2 separate regions of the Mus musculus genome follow, and region 1 is linked to region 2. Evidence: chromatin loops called from intact Hi-C (ENCODE). Cell type or tissue: left cerebral cortex. All regions are shown on one strand.

Evidence for each region. Peaks named below come from ENCODE experiments on the same cell type or tissue, not always from the same donor. Only the 100,000 strongest peaks of a DNase experiment are listed, where the experiment ranks them.
Region 1: it touches region 2 in a loop (3-fold over the local background); 2 of 42 quality-filtered maps call a loop at or near these places.

Annotation. Positions count from the first base shown.
Region 1 is chr3:35,221,777-35,229,776 of GRCm38, forward strand. No RefSeq gene overlaps it. Among named protein-coding and RNA genes, the nearest start is that of 1700017M07Rik, 50 kb to the right of the region's middle. In left cerebral cortex, no CTCF peak of the experiment used is centred here; DNase peaks (open chromatin) are centred at 707 and 3,710.
Region 2 is chr3:35,319,517-35,327,516 of GRCm38, forward strand. Gm35425 (a long non-coding RNA gene) reads left to right here. Exons shown (of 5, transcript XR_880765.2): 1 at 1-119; 2 at 2,886-3,172; 3 at 4,847-5,669. Among named protein-coding and RNA genes, the nearest start is that of Gm35425, 5.1 kb to the left of the region's middle. In left cerebral cortex, a CTCF peak has its summit at 4,397 (motif pointing left); DNase peaks (open chromatin) are centred at 4,371 and 4,846; H3K27ac peaks cover 677 bases.

The DNA.
Region 1 (8,000 bases), 98 kb before region 2:
CGTTTCTACTACATAAGTACATTTCTAAACTCTGAACTCTGCTAAACTTCAGTTTCAACTTTCACCCTAATACACATTTCATTCCTGATTAAGAATAGTCATACTGTGCATTAACAGATTTTTACTTAGAGTGTTTCTCCATACTAAGAGCACCTATGGCATGATGAAAACTCAGGACAGAACTCACAAACAAATCATGCTAAGGTGCATGCAGTATCAAATACTCTCCCTGCTTGGATCCTCCAGGGAAGGTCATAGCTACTTCCTTTACTGTCAATGTCCTGAAGCTCTGGACCAGTAGGGACACTCTGCATCAATTTCCTCCACAGGACCACTCCTCTTCATTCATGTTTTCATACTTGCATCTCTACCATCTCATTTAAATAGAAGATGTGGGGCTTTGGAAGGAATTCCCCATATAATAGTCCAAAACAGAAACCATTTACAGGTTTGTGAATCTAGAGTAGAGAAAGCATGGCTCTTATTGGGACAAATGGCTGTGCTATCTATTTTTTTTCCAGTTTAGAAATAAATTGGGAGCGGTAGCAAGGGCTGTGCTTGGAGACTGTGCTTCTCTCACAGCTCAGCCCCAGCTTTCTCAAAATTCCTTTCCAGTCAAATTCTCATCATCAAGGTGCCTGGCAACCAGATCTGGCTTCATACAGTTCTTCAGAGAGTCTCTATTCCTGTCTGTCACACACTGGAGTGAGAAGCCAGGCAAATGCCATAAACCACTCAGAAGCCTTTCAGTCCCCCTCCCCCCAGGGTGACCAACAAATCTGTTCCTATTGGGATTCCTGTTAAACCCTTATAAATACTGCTCGGTCCTCCATGGCCATTTATGAGACTTCTACTTGGTTTTTGAAATGCTCTCTAGCCTTCTTGCTTTTATCTTTCCTTCCCTCTTATTGATTTTTCTCCTTAAGACTTTAATTCACTCTTCTGCAGTTGCTGCAGTCAAGAGCAAAATTCTGCAGATCACATAGAGATAACATTCTCACCCAGGCTGGGTCACACACATCTCACACAAGAATACCAGCTTCCTGCAGATAACTGGTCCTTTCCTGCTTTCCAAACCCTTTTGGCCTCTCTTTTCATTTCCCTCCTCTCCTTTACTATTTGAGACTTAATCTTACTTCAGTTTTATTCTTCACGCTGAGCTCATCTGAAATGTGCCAATAATTGCTACCAGCTAAATCTGGCCTCATCATTCTGAAAATTCCTCATTGAAATCAGCCCCGTGGAACAGGGATCCGGCCACTTCCGCAGGTTAAAATGACATCTGGGTTGCAGCCTCCCTGGTAGAGTGTATAATGCATGTGTAGATCATTCTTGTTCAGTTATATTTCGAGAGACAAAGGCATATAGAACTTAGCAAAATGAGCTAACAAAATGTTATTTAATTTGGTGAAAATTTCATGTAAGTAGCAATTAAATCAACGCAGAGGTTAAGGGTAGATAGAATGAACTTGGACACCATAGAGCAACTTTCTCTGTTTTCCGGATAAGTGTTTACTAAATTCAACAAATATTTCCTGAGTTCTTAGAGTGTTTGTCTCCCTCAAGATCATCTTTGTCACAGTGTGTGTGTGTGTGTGTGTGTGTGTGTGTGTGTGTGTGTGTGTGTGTGGTGTTATAAACATGCAAACAAAGGAGAGAAACCCTGGTTGACTATGTAGGTAGTAGAGGGCATTTCCAGAGGGAGTTGCCATTTGATAATTCAGAGAAGACTATTACTTTTGCTTTTTTCAATGTCTAGCTTCATCTCCTAAGCTAAGTTATCAATAGAATTGTCACATTAACTCACCAGTAGTCCTGTCATTTACAAAGCGCTGGCAGCATTTCACAACTTATTTTAATTTTCCTCCAAATATGACTGAGGATTAGAGACAAGAGAGGAGATGCAAGCCACACTCACAAAGAACTTAAAACAGACCTCTGGGTTCATCTTTACATCCTATTTCCCTTCTCAGTGCACAGGTATTAACCCTGTGCTCAGATCCAGTCCCCTACTGTGAAAACTTAGTGCCCAAGGAAAGCTCGAGCTTCTGGGTTGAGGAGATGCCTCAGAGGAATAAAAGCACTTGGTATGCAAACATGAAGGTCAGGGTTGGAAACTGAGTACCCACTTCAAAAGCCATGTATGAATGGACAGTTGCCTACAACCAAAGCACTTTGGGGACTAGAGACAGAAGACACAGCTCTTTTGATATCATTGACATCTGAAGACCCCACCCACCCCACCCCACCCGCCTGTGGGAGAATGGCTTCTTCAGCCATATCCACAGGGCACAGAGGAGGAGCTGAGCCCAGATGGAGGGAGCACCCATTTGATTGGCAGAGAAGCAAGTGGGTGTTAATAATCTATCTCTTCTATGTTCTGAGCTCTTAGACCTTACACAAGCTCCTGGCTTTCATTGTTTGTTCACCTTACTAGTTAAAATAATTAAATTAATAAATCGCTATGTGCATGAACTCGTAATTTAGACTACTGATCTTTTGCAATTTCATTTAACCTACAAAACAACAATGTTCAAAATCTGAGGCACTGAGGCTGATAGAGAGTTATCCACGATGTCAGAGCTGGTTCCAAGACTCATGCCAGCCTCACAGTTACTCTGGGGTCTAAATAATAGTCACTGCCTCTGGCAGGGGGGTAGTGCTCCCCTTGTCTGGGCCCAGCTCCTAATTCCTTCCACTGTGGATGTGGTTGAAGAAGCCATTCTCCCACAGAAGGAAGCCCTTCTGTGGTAAATGATACAATAAGAGCTGTGTGGCAAGGCCAGCATTTTCCCCAAGCCCTCTCCCGGTCCATTCAGAGAACAACACAGCATCTCAAAAGCCTACATCTCTCTCCACTTCTATTTTTGTGTTCATTTTCTGGGCGTAGAATGAGTTCAGAGCACATTGATTGTTTATGATTTCCAAATAACAAATGGGCAATCCCTGCTTCATCCAGTCAGGTCTAAGATACAAGCAGCACTGGCATGTGCCCCGTGCTTACCCTGCCAGCCCTCTATGAGTGGATTTCTATGTGGTTCTTAGGCAGAGTCAATGATGGGATAAGAGCTGGTATCTCACTCTGTTCCAGATACCACCAATCGAAGAGCAAGGCCCATAATGTCACATGATTGGAAAAGAGAGGAGCTGAAGAGAGAAAAAGAAAAAGAAAGAGAAGGGGGAGGTAGAGGAGGAGAAGCCGAGGTGATGCAGACGGAAGCAGAGCAGGAGACAGAAGAGGAGGCGCAGGAGAGAAGGAGCAGGAGAGGAAGAGCAGGAGCAGGAGGAGCAGGAGAGGAGGAGCAGGAGAGGAGGAGCAGGAGCAGGAGGAGGAGCAGGAGAGGAGGAGCAGGAGCAGGAGGAGCAGGAGAGGAGGAGCAGGAGAGGAGGAGCAGGAGCAGGAGAGGAGGAGCAAGAGAGGAGGAGCGGGACAAGGGAGGAGGTGAAGGGAAAAGAGCAGGCAAAGGAAGAGGAGAGAGGAGGAAGTGTGAGAAGGGCAGAAGGAGGAGGCACAGGAAGAGGTAGAGGATGAGGAAGGAGCTTTTGGCAGAATTCCAGGTTCGGGGGCTCTAGCTCCACGGAACTTGGGGAATAAAAATCAGGCTTTGGGCTGTCCAGGTTCCAAGTCACAGGGCCTCCATAGCTGGCAAGCATCAAGCCGGAAACTCTGCTGAATAGAGCCCTAAATGTTTTTTTGTTTGACATTCATGCTTAACAGAAAATGATGAATCCATTAGCAACCCCTTCCGTTGCCAAAAGAAACAGACTCGCACTCGGCGATTGCTTTCACCGCGCTATCAAGCCACCACATGCTCGCCTCACAGAGCTGACAGTCATCCATCACTTTCAAATGGGTTTAGAGGTACAGTTGTCTTTGTGTGAAGTGTGTGGACGAGTCAGCATGAATGGGGCTCATTAAAGCAGACTGACCCAAACAGTTTAAATGGGACTCGCAGTAGGGGGAGAATGTTTTATTTGAGGTTTGTTTGGAATTATTTTGAAGTTTGTCACTAATTTTAAAAAACAATGGGCTCATTTTCCTAACTCCTTTTTCATCCCTAAGATGTGTTCGAGAGAACAAATAGCTATATTATGCACTGACTCAAAAACATGCTCTTTGGGAAATGAATAAAAAGATCCTATGATTATGAAATTTCAAGAGTTCCCTTGTGCTCTAGAACAGGGCAAATTGAAACGACTCCACAAAGCACTGCCAAGTTTCTCTCTCTCTCTGCTCAGCCCCTTTCTGCCAGTCCATAAATGGCATCTTTGAATATCATCTTTGGACCTGTTTTTTATCATCTCAGATGGCCTCCCAAGGAATGCATTCCAAAGTCTGTGATTCCAAAGATGGATTAAATCCTCCATAAAATGGGTTTAAACATTGGGAGGGAGGCACCTGGCTGTACACATCTGGGCCTTACAGAACACCACGGGATTCTGAATACTTCAAGATGTTCAATAAGGTGTTCAATGTGTTGAATATGACCAAACCCATCTTCAGTGTGAGCCTGTGGAATCTCTCTCTCTCTGTCATTCTTTCTCCCTCCCTCCCTCCTTTACTCCCTCCCACCTTCCTCCCTCCCACCCTCACTTCTCCTTTCCACCCTTCCACTCTAAATTGCTATTAAATTCATGTAGAAATGTAAATAGGAAAAATCCTGACCCAAGAAGATTATGCATTTCAAGAAAGGACAAAAGTAATGTCTTCAAGGACCTTGACCTCTTTGCTACATCAGTTATGACCTTAGCTACCTGGGTTCAGTAGATTGAAGGCACATAGTGGAGTCATAAGGTGGACCGTGTGTTCACAGGAGTGAGTTTAGTAAGACCAAAGAGATGTCACTGTTTTTCAACCATCAGAAAAACATTTTAATATTTGAATGTGAAGTTGTGCTAGTATATATTGTATGGATCCTAGCATTATTTCCAAAATCTTATTCACTTATTCACTGAGACATTCATTAATGTCAAGGACCCAGGAAATCACTTGGGCTTCAGGCTGGCTCTCCAGGATCCCCCTATTCCCATGTATGCCCAAGGCAGCCCAGCTGAGACTGCTGAAGTCTTTGCCACAGCAATGGATCATTGTTGAAAGAGAGATGCAAACTAAACTACAAAGATAAAATCTCATTAATTATGGTATTATAAATGTTCTATAATAAGGGTAATTTCTTAGTCTTAACCCCTAATATTCCCCCAAAACATTGAACTTTCTAAACGCTGTCAGCACATTTACTGCATAAAATGTGTACGTAGTATGTGCACTTGTCTGGTTTCACATCTTTACTGTAAGAAGCTAAAATGAGTTGTCACAATGATTTGACTAAATTAACCAGTGTAGTCATTGCTTGCCACCATGATTCCCCTCTCAAGAATGTTCAAGGCGGATATTAAAATACACATTTGCACTTGAAATGTCAAGTAAAACGAAGAAAATTCTTAGGACCCTGTGGCTCTAACCCACCAACCATCCATTCAAATCAACTCTTGTCTCCCTAAGACTCTTGATCAAGTTGCTAAGTGGCCTGACAAGCAACAAACCCACAGGAGGAAGGAGGAGGAACAGGAAGAGTCCAGAACCTCATTCTCTCTAGAAACAGGTGGCCATCTCATGGCTCAGGACACCTCTGGGGTCAGAGTCAGCAAGTATAAAATAGAAAGGACTGTAGAGTGTATGGCTTTTAGAGGGAGAGAGGCCAAACGCAGTTTCCACTGGAAGCATTTCAGAACAGCAGGGAAAGCGCCGGGGAGCTGGCCCACAAACATCATGATCTGAAGTTCATCTCCAGGAACCACGTTGCACAAAGTTCCACATGGTAGTGTGTGCTTGGCAGCCCAGTGCCGGAGAGGCAGAGACAATCCTTTGGACGCACTGGCCAGCCAGTCAGGCCTAGTTCCCAAGTTCCAGGACAGTGAGAAGCAATGTCTTAAAACAAAACAAAACAAAACAACCCAAAAAACAAAAACAAACAAACAAATAAACAAAGTGGTCAGGATCTGCATGGAGCCCCAGGAGGGATGGTACTTGAGATTTTCCTAAGTTTCTGCAACCAGCAACCAGCACACACACACACACACACACACACACACACACACTCACTTACATGCATCCACACCTCACCACACACACGCCTAGAAACACACAAACATACATGTGTTATACACACACATACACACAAGCTTGCACCCACACTTAAAATGCACTTCCTAGATAAAGAATGCATAGGTAGACCAGAAGGGATAGAAAGATTCTAAAGGTGCTGTGAACTGAAGTGCAGCTGCCCACTGGTACAGAGGCCTACATGTCTGATCACAACTTCTGCACCAAGGCAAACCTTTGCATTTAAACTGTAAGTTCTATCTTACTTACAATTACTTCCTCAGTGCATAGGTGATCAGATGACGCCGTAGGTGTTTAGTGACTGACACCATAGCCCCCTGCACTCATACAGTTTCTTAACAGAAGAGAAAATTCAGGCTTGAGAATTTGACTGTGGATTGGTATCTCAGCACTTTTGCTGAGACCTCAGACAAATTAGCATCCCGGACAGCTCATAAAACAACATCCAGGAAGGTGGTAGATAATAAATGAGATGTTTTTACAATAAAGGTCAAGAATGGAAATTAGTATAAAAGTGACCTCTTGTTGCCTGGTCCCATTTTCAGGGGGACCATCCTTTTGTCAACCAAAGATAGTAATGACTGGATCTCTGGGCTGTGTGTTGCCACAGACTGGATTTAAGTCTGAATGGTGGCCTGGCAGCCTCAGGCTTGTGGTGCCCTCTGCTCTTAACCATGTAGTCTGTGCCATCCTGCCTGTGCCTGCCTCCCACCACAGTATCTTCTGAGAGTCCTAGAATGTGGGCAGCCAATCCCCAACCTACTGCTGCCACCTGCTAACCATGTGAGTTCTCTTTCAGGCAGGAGTGAGGACCAACAGTGGAGCAAGTTACCAAATCTCCTTGACTCATGGCTTGCAATAAGTAAGTAAGTAAATAAATAAATAACAAAAACAAACAAACAAACAACAACAAAACCCTTCATCTTTGGTGTTTGCAGTGGATAGCTACAAGGAAAGACAGGAGAAAAACATATGATCTAATAATAGAAAATTTCATTAATCATTTATAAAATTGCACTCACTAAGAGCCCATTGTAACCTCAACATGGTGACACACAGCTATGATCCAAACACTGGGGAAGCTAAGGCAGACAGATCACTAGTTCCATGAGCTAGCCTGGACTACATGGCTGGACACTATGTAAAAATGACTAAGATAAGTGTCAGTTCTACTGTGAAGTAGTTACAGGTGGGATAGAGGTTTTGTTGGCTTCTTACACCGTTTTCTGCAATTTTCTTTACTGGGCCCTCAACCCCTTGAGCTTTATTAATTTCTTAACTAAATGTTTATGAAGTATTTCCTATGAATTGAGTACAAAGTAGCTTTGTTACAATCTCTGATTTAGAGGTTTTGGTATCCCTACTTTCTGCTTTGGGTTTAGTGGCTCTCAGGTACAGCGTGCAACAGACTTCCTGCACCTGGACACACGGGCTTTGGAGCTCTCCTAAAGAGGGACTGGAAATATGTACTTTTAAACTATGGGTAGGATTGTCAAGGAAACACTCTGAGTCCCCTGGCTATAGACTGTCCCTCTAGTCCATATGTCATGATCACACTCCAGAGCCACCACCAACCTGTCTCCAGAGAATTGAAACCTGACCAAAATCTTTCAGATCTGCCCCCAAAGATCCCACTCTCATTTCTCATTTGGGGGGCATTAACCTGCCTCCCACGGTAAAGTTGATCCCTAGCCGGGTTTAGCTTTGCTGCACCGAGTGGAAATGGCCTCTTTGCAGCTCCTTTGAAAACTTTTTTGTTAGAAAAGGAGAGAACACCTGTGGTGTTTTGTAAGTATGGTAAAGACTCACAGTGCACGGCACAAGCCCTCGGGGGCACAGGAGAAGGTGCTGCCATCGGAGCTGCTATAAAGCACCC
Region 2 (8,000 bases):
CTGACAGCTTGACAACTGACAGGAAATAGACTGGTCTGCAAACTTCAGAATAAACTCGGAGTGACTTTTTTTTCCTTTTAAGTCAATTGATCCAATGCTGTGACACTCCCTGAGTCGTTGTAAGTATTTCCCTCTCTCAAAATATATCATATGATTATCAAACACATCTTTGTGGGGGATAGGGGTGGCTCATAACAGCTTTATCATTTCCCTCACCAAAGTGTGTATAGTGTCAAGTACACGCAAAAGATATGGGGCCGGAGATCTCCTTAACCAACTGGGGACTGTATCAAACATGAAGAGGAATCAGTGTGAGAACTGGTGTGAGCTCTCTGTAGAAAGCACACAGCCACGCTCAGATATGTAATTCGGGAAGCAGGCATGGAAGAGGTGAGGCAGTCCTGGGGATAGTGTTCTATAGTGACTGATGAGAAATAAATCCACCTTGGATATATTATTTCATGATCCCAGTATATATATACACACACACACAAACACACATCTGACTGCTGCTCCCCTTAAGACATGGGTCCAGTTCAAGATAAGCAATTTCAATATGAAAAGCTTCTAACACACAGATAAAAATGATTTAGGTCTTCCAGGTGTGCCATAATTCTTGGCAGGGAAAAAAAAAAGTTCACTCTGGGTGTATAATCTCTTAAAGAAATTTGTTGTCAGAGCTGGATGAAACCATCACGTTAGAAAAATAGAAGCTCAGCTACAAACAAAGTGTAAGGTGCGATGGTGGAACTCTCTGCTGCATGAACTCCCTTTTGCTTATGTAAACACTGCTGGATTTGGGCATCATTTCAAAAGAGGTACAGCTGAGCATGTAGGAGCCTATAGAAACAGGACAGACTCTTGGTGGGAGGTTTGGGGTGGGGTTCTAGTGCCAAGCCAGAGTCTAATGCCCAGACAAAGGAAGAAAGAAGATGCATTTTATAGCTTACAGATTTTTTTCTTTCTGTCTTTTTTTCCCCCCTCTCTCTCTCTTAAGGCAGCAGACCAACCAAATAACTCAATCAACAACAACAAAACTGAGATGCGCCGTGCAGTGGGAAATGTTATAACAACTTGAATAACGAAGAGGCCCCCGAAGGAGTGGGAATGTAGGCGAAGGGGGAAAGGCCCATATTATGGAATATTTAAACACTGTAATTCGATGCACATTTATTAATTGGCTGCTTTTTAAGAGATCCTTATTTATGGCAGGTCTAGGAACAATATAGCAAGCACAGAGCTCTCATGGCTTGTTGTGCTTTCCATATGTTCAGATGAAATGAACATCACATCTAATAGTGGTGCTCCCTGCTCTTGAAGTGTCTGCCAGTACCACATCCCTTGGGAGCTGTTACCACCAAATTAATATCCTGTGGGTCACTTAACTAAAAAAACCACATTATAGAGGCATTATGTGATTAGATGTACTGCTTTTACAAGGCGGTTGGGGTGTGTACTTTGCCTCTGCTCCAGAAAGGATGGCAGGGCTCATATACATAGACCTCCAAGCCAGAGTCTCTGCGAGGCCAATGACAGTACAGACACATGTCCAAAAATGTGACCTCCATTCGCTGTCAGAAGCTGCTTTTACAAGATCAACCAGGGTGACTTGCTTAGTAAGAAACAGACCTGAACAGCTGGTGGGGATTAGCTGCTCTGAAGGGAGGTGTTTTCTGTCTCTATCAGGCCAGCTTGTCACCAAATGCTTATACTAAGTACAGGGCCATGGGATGCTCCAGTGGCTCAGTGAATCAGCGTGGGCTGCTTACACAGAGCCATACGGCGACCATAGTGCCCTATCAAAGCTAGGATCTACCAGCCAGAAAAGACTAGGGCTGTGAATTTGAAACGTGTCCTTTAGTCTCCACCCAAACAGCTGGAAGTATGTTTTGTTGTTGTTTGAGTTCTGAAGGCATCTGGCAGCAGCACACCAGGCAGTTCTAGCAGGAGATTCAGTTGGGTCAAGTGCCGTGGCTGCAGGCAGTATAGATGAATAGCTCCTCCTTAAGCTCACTCTTGAGTCTCTCAGGAGATAATTCATGTATGCATCTTTCAGATGGCAGCCAAAGAGGGTGCAGGCTGCCCTCAAGAGGGGAGCAAGCCTCAAAAGCATCTAGGAGGGACACTAAGGGCTAGACATATGTTTGAGTAGGACTCTGGGATATCTGTGGTTACATTCCCAATCAAGTAAAGATGATGTCTTTCTTGATTGGGAAAACCATGCAGTAGTTACTTTTGCTTTTTACTGGGTTGGCCCTGAGTACATATTATAACTTGATGGCTTGCTTAAGAGATTTTTTTTTTTTTTGGTTGTTGTTGTTCAGCCATCTAGACTGCCAGTGGATACTGTCACTACAAAGCATACTGATCAGCTGTGAGCTACAGTCTACACATAGAAGCAAAAGAACTTCTGGGGGTTGAGGTGGGCAATGAAGTAGGAACAGAATTTCTCATCAAAGCATTAAATTCTTGAACAGCTCTTTAAAAACATCATCAAATATTTACTCTCCAGAGAAAGTAGAATTTTATAGAAGAGAGGCATCCTGAGGAGTTGCTTTTGGAAGCCCTGCTTACAGGTTTAAGTAGACAGGGTCTCCACTCTGCCTATCCATGGTTGCTCATTATTCCTCAGCCTGATATCACAAAGAAACCATGTGAAAAGGAGCCTGGCAGGGTGGATTGTGTTCTTTCTATCCTGTCTTGCCAGCTGCCACGTTTCTGAACTGCCAGGATTCTCAGTCTCAGCCGTGTATCTCTCTCTCTCTCTCTCTCTCTCTCTCTCTCTCTCTCTCTCTCTCTCTCTCTCTGTGTGTGTGGGGGGGGTGTAATTGTAATGGGATTCTAATATTTACCCAAAGATTAATAATTAGTGAAACAAATTTCAGTTTCTTCCATTTGTATCCTGAAACTGGTAACAAGTGGAGACAACTCCTGACTTGGATTAATTAGACATGAGGATGTCAAGAGCTACTCAGAAGATCTCAGGGCTTCTCCAGCCACCCTGCCCAAAAGGTCATAATGCTATGCCACCCATGATCCCCAAGGCTGACGAGAAGAGCTGTGTTCAAGAAGAGGAACACGTGGAGCACCATGACTGACGAAGGAGACACAGATGTAAAAATGGCAGCAGGGTAGAAAGCAAAGGTGGAAACGCTACATTGTGGACTTCTGAGTGAGTATTTGTGACTTGGGATTTTGGAGGTTTTCACTCATCGCAGAACTGGGCTGTTGATGGAAGTCTGTGACTGTGAAGTTGACCCTAAAATAAAACTATTTGAACATATAACGTCTATTTAAAAAAAAAAAACTTCATGATAAACATCTCCTATATTTACTGATATTCCCAAAAGGTAACAGAGCACCAAGTACCGTGTGCACTTTGGGTGTCACCTTCCCCTGTGTTCTGAGGCCAATTAAGTCCCCCAGTTGACACTTACCAAGTGTCTGATCACCAACATGTGCAGCCTTCAGTCTGCCTGAGACATCATCTGTCCCTCACCCTTTCCAAGCATGCACTTAAGTTCCAAAGCAAACACTTTCTTCAATGTCAGTGCCCATGAGATTTTACTTGTGATTCTGTGCTGTGAGTGGTTGCTAAGAGATGGGAGGAGAGTCACAAACAAAATAGGAGTGCATAAGCCTCCAGTGAACACTAAAAGTAGGCTGTCAACAAGACTGTACTTTCCCAAGGATGATCGCTGTGTACTGCAATATAAATGCCACTCTACCGCACAGCAACTGCCCACGGTCCCCCACCGCCCCAAACTGTGGCCCTCTGTCCACAGTCCCTTCCATCACTCTCTTAAAAACAAAGCCCAGGTATGCAATTCTCTCTGCAACCTTCCATACTTCCATTAAGCTGGCTGACTTTAAAGTCGCTGTGCATATTGGAAACTGTTTCCTGCTAAGGGAGCGGAAGTGGCCATCACACCTTTAATTGGACGGCCATTTGAGGATGAAGACTAGGTCAGAATCAGGTGCAGGGCATCTATTTGGGACAGCTCCAAGCTCCGCAGTCTTGCGCACCTTGGTACCCACATACCCCAAACGGGGCAAGAACAAGAAGATGAAAGCTGTGCACCCCCAACCCCAACCCCCACCCCCAGGGCAAGGACTGTAGCCTGCAGGAGGACAGAATTTGTGACCTGTTTTCAAACAAGCCAGCAGAAGCAAGAATACAGTCATTCCGCAGGCAGAAACTGTAGGCTACTTTTCGCCCACCTTCAACACCGTAAACTAGGATTTCAAACCCTTCAGAGCTCTCCTGTTTCCTTCCTCTTGCCTGTTCTGTTTCTTGCTTCTTCACAAGTGTCCACAAAAAACAGCTCCGTAGCTGGATCCTAGAGAGGCTGGACTCTGCCAAGGTTTGCTAGTCTCCCCGACTCCCCCTGCTGGTGGGTTTAACTACAACCCAAACTCAAAAAAGCAGCTGTCCAAAATATTTTTCAAGTCAACTCCCATGATAATAGAGTAAATCAGAAAGGGAAGAGAAAAGAGAACACCGAAGGAGTTCAACTCATGCTCTAGGCTGCCTTGCATGGTGATTGATGTGAGCCGGTCATGCACTGTGACAGACGGGAGCTGGAGGCTTAATATCCTTTCGGAAACTAGCCTTGGGATCAGGTTTGTAAAATATAAAATAGATAAGTTGCTTTTAAAAGTTCCCTCTATCCTTTTTGTTCCCACACTCTTCTTCATGTTTGTGGCTTGCAATATTTCCCTCGGTCTCTAGACATCTACTTAATAAGTACCAATAAAGACCGCGTGTTAGCCTCAAACAGTGGTAGCGGTTCCCGCCTGCTAATTACTTCTTTTGCACTGACTGTTTCCGCCCTCTCATCAACAGGAGCTTTGGTATAAAGGGCGATGAAGGAGAACTCGCCGAGGCCAGCCGAAGCCAGCCTGCTGAATGCTGCTGTAATTACACAGTAGCCTGGAGTAGCTCTTCTCAAATCAAATTATGAGCCTGGATTACCTAAAACTCTCAGGGCACCGTCCAGGTTTTCATTTGTCTGGAGGTTGCTGTCAGCAAGCAGGTTTTTTTTTTTTCCTTCTCATTATTCTTTGCAAGGATTATCAAGGCCCCACTTCCGAGGCAGTATCCCAGAGCTAGGAGACTCTGGGAAGAGGGCCGTTTTCTCACAAGGCTTGTCTCCCTGTGCACTTATCGCTTACTTTTCAAAAGTATAAAAGGAACAAAATGAAAAGAAACTCTTTTTTTCCGTGTTTCATACTTTTCTATCATTTGCATATCAAAGTTTATGTCCAGCTGAGTTTACTCATGATTCTTTGGCAAATATTTATGCTTTGTTAATGTCTCAACCACCTATACAGCAATTAGAACAAGAGTCAACAGGCTCAACCATATTTGGATCATTGTTTGAACACCTGACTGTCCCCTGGGAAGTGTGCACTGCACTAGAAATAAGAGGAATATGAAGATCATCTAGAGGTCACGGCTCCTGGAGTAGAGGCTCCCTACAGTGTGTGGCCCTGTGACACTCCTTTAAGCTCTCATTTTCTCCATGGACAGCCAAAGATACGGAACTTCATCATTCTAAAGGCTTCCGTTCTTCTAGTCTCACCTGTGAACACAGCACCTATGTATTGTTTAAGCAATTCTTGTGCCTTATCGGAAAAAGTAGGATTTTAACTTCCACAGCCAACAGGTATGCAAAGGGAGATAGCCATCCATTTCTTAAGTGGTTTAAATTTTTATTAAACCAAGACTTGGTGTTCTTGAGATGCAACTGAGAGATAAATCAACAGCTTAGACCATTGCTAACTTTTAAAGAGTGTCCTCACTCGGGAGGCAGAGGCAGGTGGATTTCTGAGTTTGAGGCCAGCCTGGTCTACAGAGTGAGTTCCAGGACAGCCAGGGATACACAGAGAAACCCTGTCTCAATAAATAAATAAATAAATAAATAAATAAATAAAAAAGAGAGTCCTGGGGTACAAATCCCAACTCTGACAGGATCTGTGAGCTGTAGAGGTATAATTTGGAGTGTCTGAGATTTCTAAAGTTGCTTCCAACATAGAAATGACAACTCAAGAAGGGGGTTGTGGGGATACAAGCAGTTTGCTGGGCATTGTCGACCAAGCAGATCTCTGTGAGTTCGAGGCCAGCCTGGTCTACAGAGTGAGTTCCAGGGCAGCCAGGGCTACACAGAGAAACTCTGTCTCAAAAAGTATACCTATATCTATGTCTACATCTACATCTATATGAATATCACACACAACCAAGTAGTCACACTCCAAATATAGCAGTCCCTCAAGGCAAATGAATATTGGTCTAAATACTGAAAAATTCTCTCTGGTCTGGGTCAGCCTGTGTTCAGAAACTTTCCATTATGGTACAGAGGTTTAAGGTGGGCACAGGGTTAGGAAATGCAAGAGCATAGCTATTGGGGATCAAAGGGGAAATTTTCAGACATGATCATTACAGTAATACACTATATAGAACAAGACAATTTAGTAAGTTAGTGCTCCAACAGATCCAAAGATAATAATAACATGTTTTTAATGTAATAACTTAATCTGAAAAGCATTTTAAACTAAACTATTAGCTGTATTTGCATTTTTAAAAAAATCATGAGATCATACTTAATATTTTAAAAATCTCTCATTAGACATTAGAAAATGAACTGACCCTTAGAATTAGCGCTACTTGAGAACGAAAGGACTTCATTAACAATGCAACGTTAATTCTGCTTTTAATACTATTTTTCTTTATTTAAAAAATTGTAACTTGAGAGTTAGCACCTTTTAAGTTCTTGTGTAGTCACTAAACTCAGGTCCCACACACAAGACTAAGCCACTCTCAGGAAGATACCAAGAAAGCAGTGTTCAGGGCGTGACATGGTAATGTGGCCAGTGAGGATGTGGTTTTCACTGTGGGCCGTCGTCATCCTTTGTGGCATTAATGGAGATGGATTGGTAATGAAATGCCATTTGGGAAGGCGTCGAGTAAGCATATTAGAGAGGATTTTTATTTCCACGGGTAAAGTAACCGGAATCTGATTGCTGGTCTTTAAGTCAAACATGAAGTCCTGGCCGCGGGATCTCCTCATAACATCCGTAGAGCTTTAAACCCTGCTTTACAAACTGGAAAAATTTCAAAACTATCACATCTCTCCCATTTGGCTTTGCTCATAACCAATGTGTTTCTCCTTGAGTTGTGGTCAGAGCAGGAAGTGTTACCAGCAGAATTATGCAGTTCCTGTCCTTGTCCCAGGACAGGAGCCCCTTCCTTCTCACTGGCTGGGAGTGAGTCAGACTGCTGCTGTCATAAATGGGCACATATGGATGGAAACGCGCTAAATGTGACTGGTGGACAGCATTGTTGTATAGACATGTACGATGTATCTATGATCACTATTTTATAGACATCTGTGTCAACATGGAGAGTCAGCCCATAAAGGGAAGTGCCACTCGGTGTAAGACCAACCTTTCCATACCTCCCTTTCCAGTCAGTACCATGCTCTCAAAACTGTCTCCTGAGCAGCCCTGTAAGACTGTCTGTCTCATGTGGAATGCTGGTTACACACCCAAACCAAAGCACACTCAGCCACTGCTGTGATCTTCCTTCCTTATTAACACAAATCCCGTAGTTCTTAACGTCGCTCACCCCATTTCCCTATCCACCGGTGATACTATGCCATCCACTTCAGTGGGTCTACACTTTTAACAGGATGAGAGTAGTACCTACCACATTTGTAGTCACGGGCAATTAGATGCTATTATTATTACTGATTTGCTAGGTATTCAAACCTGTGTCTGCCATTAAGCTTTCTTTTGTTAAGGACCTTCTACGATAATAAAGTCTTGAAACCATGAAATGGTCTTCTCTCTCTCTCTCTCTCTCTCTCTCTCTCTCTCTCTCTCTCTCTCTCTCTCTCTCTCCCTGTGTGTGTGTGTGTGTGTGTGTGTGTCTGTGAGATCTCTTCAGAGGGGTTCCAAGGTTTTATTTCCAAGATTCTCAGGACAGTGCATCTGAGGTT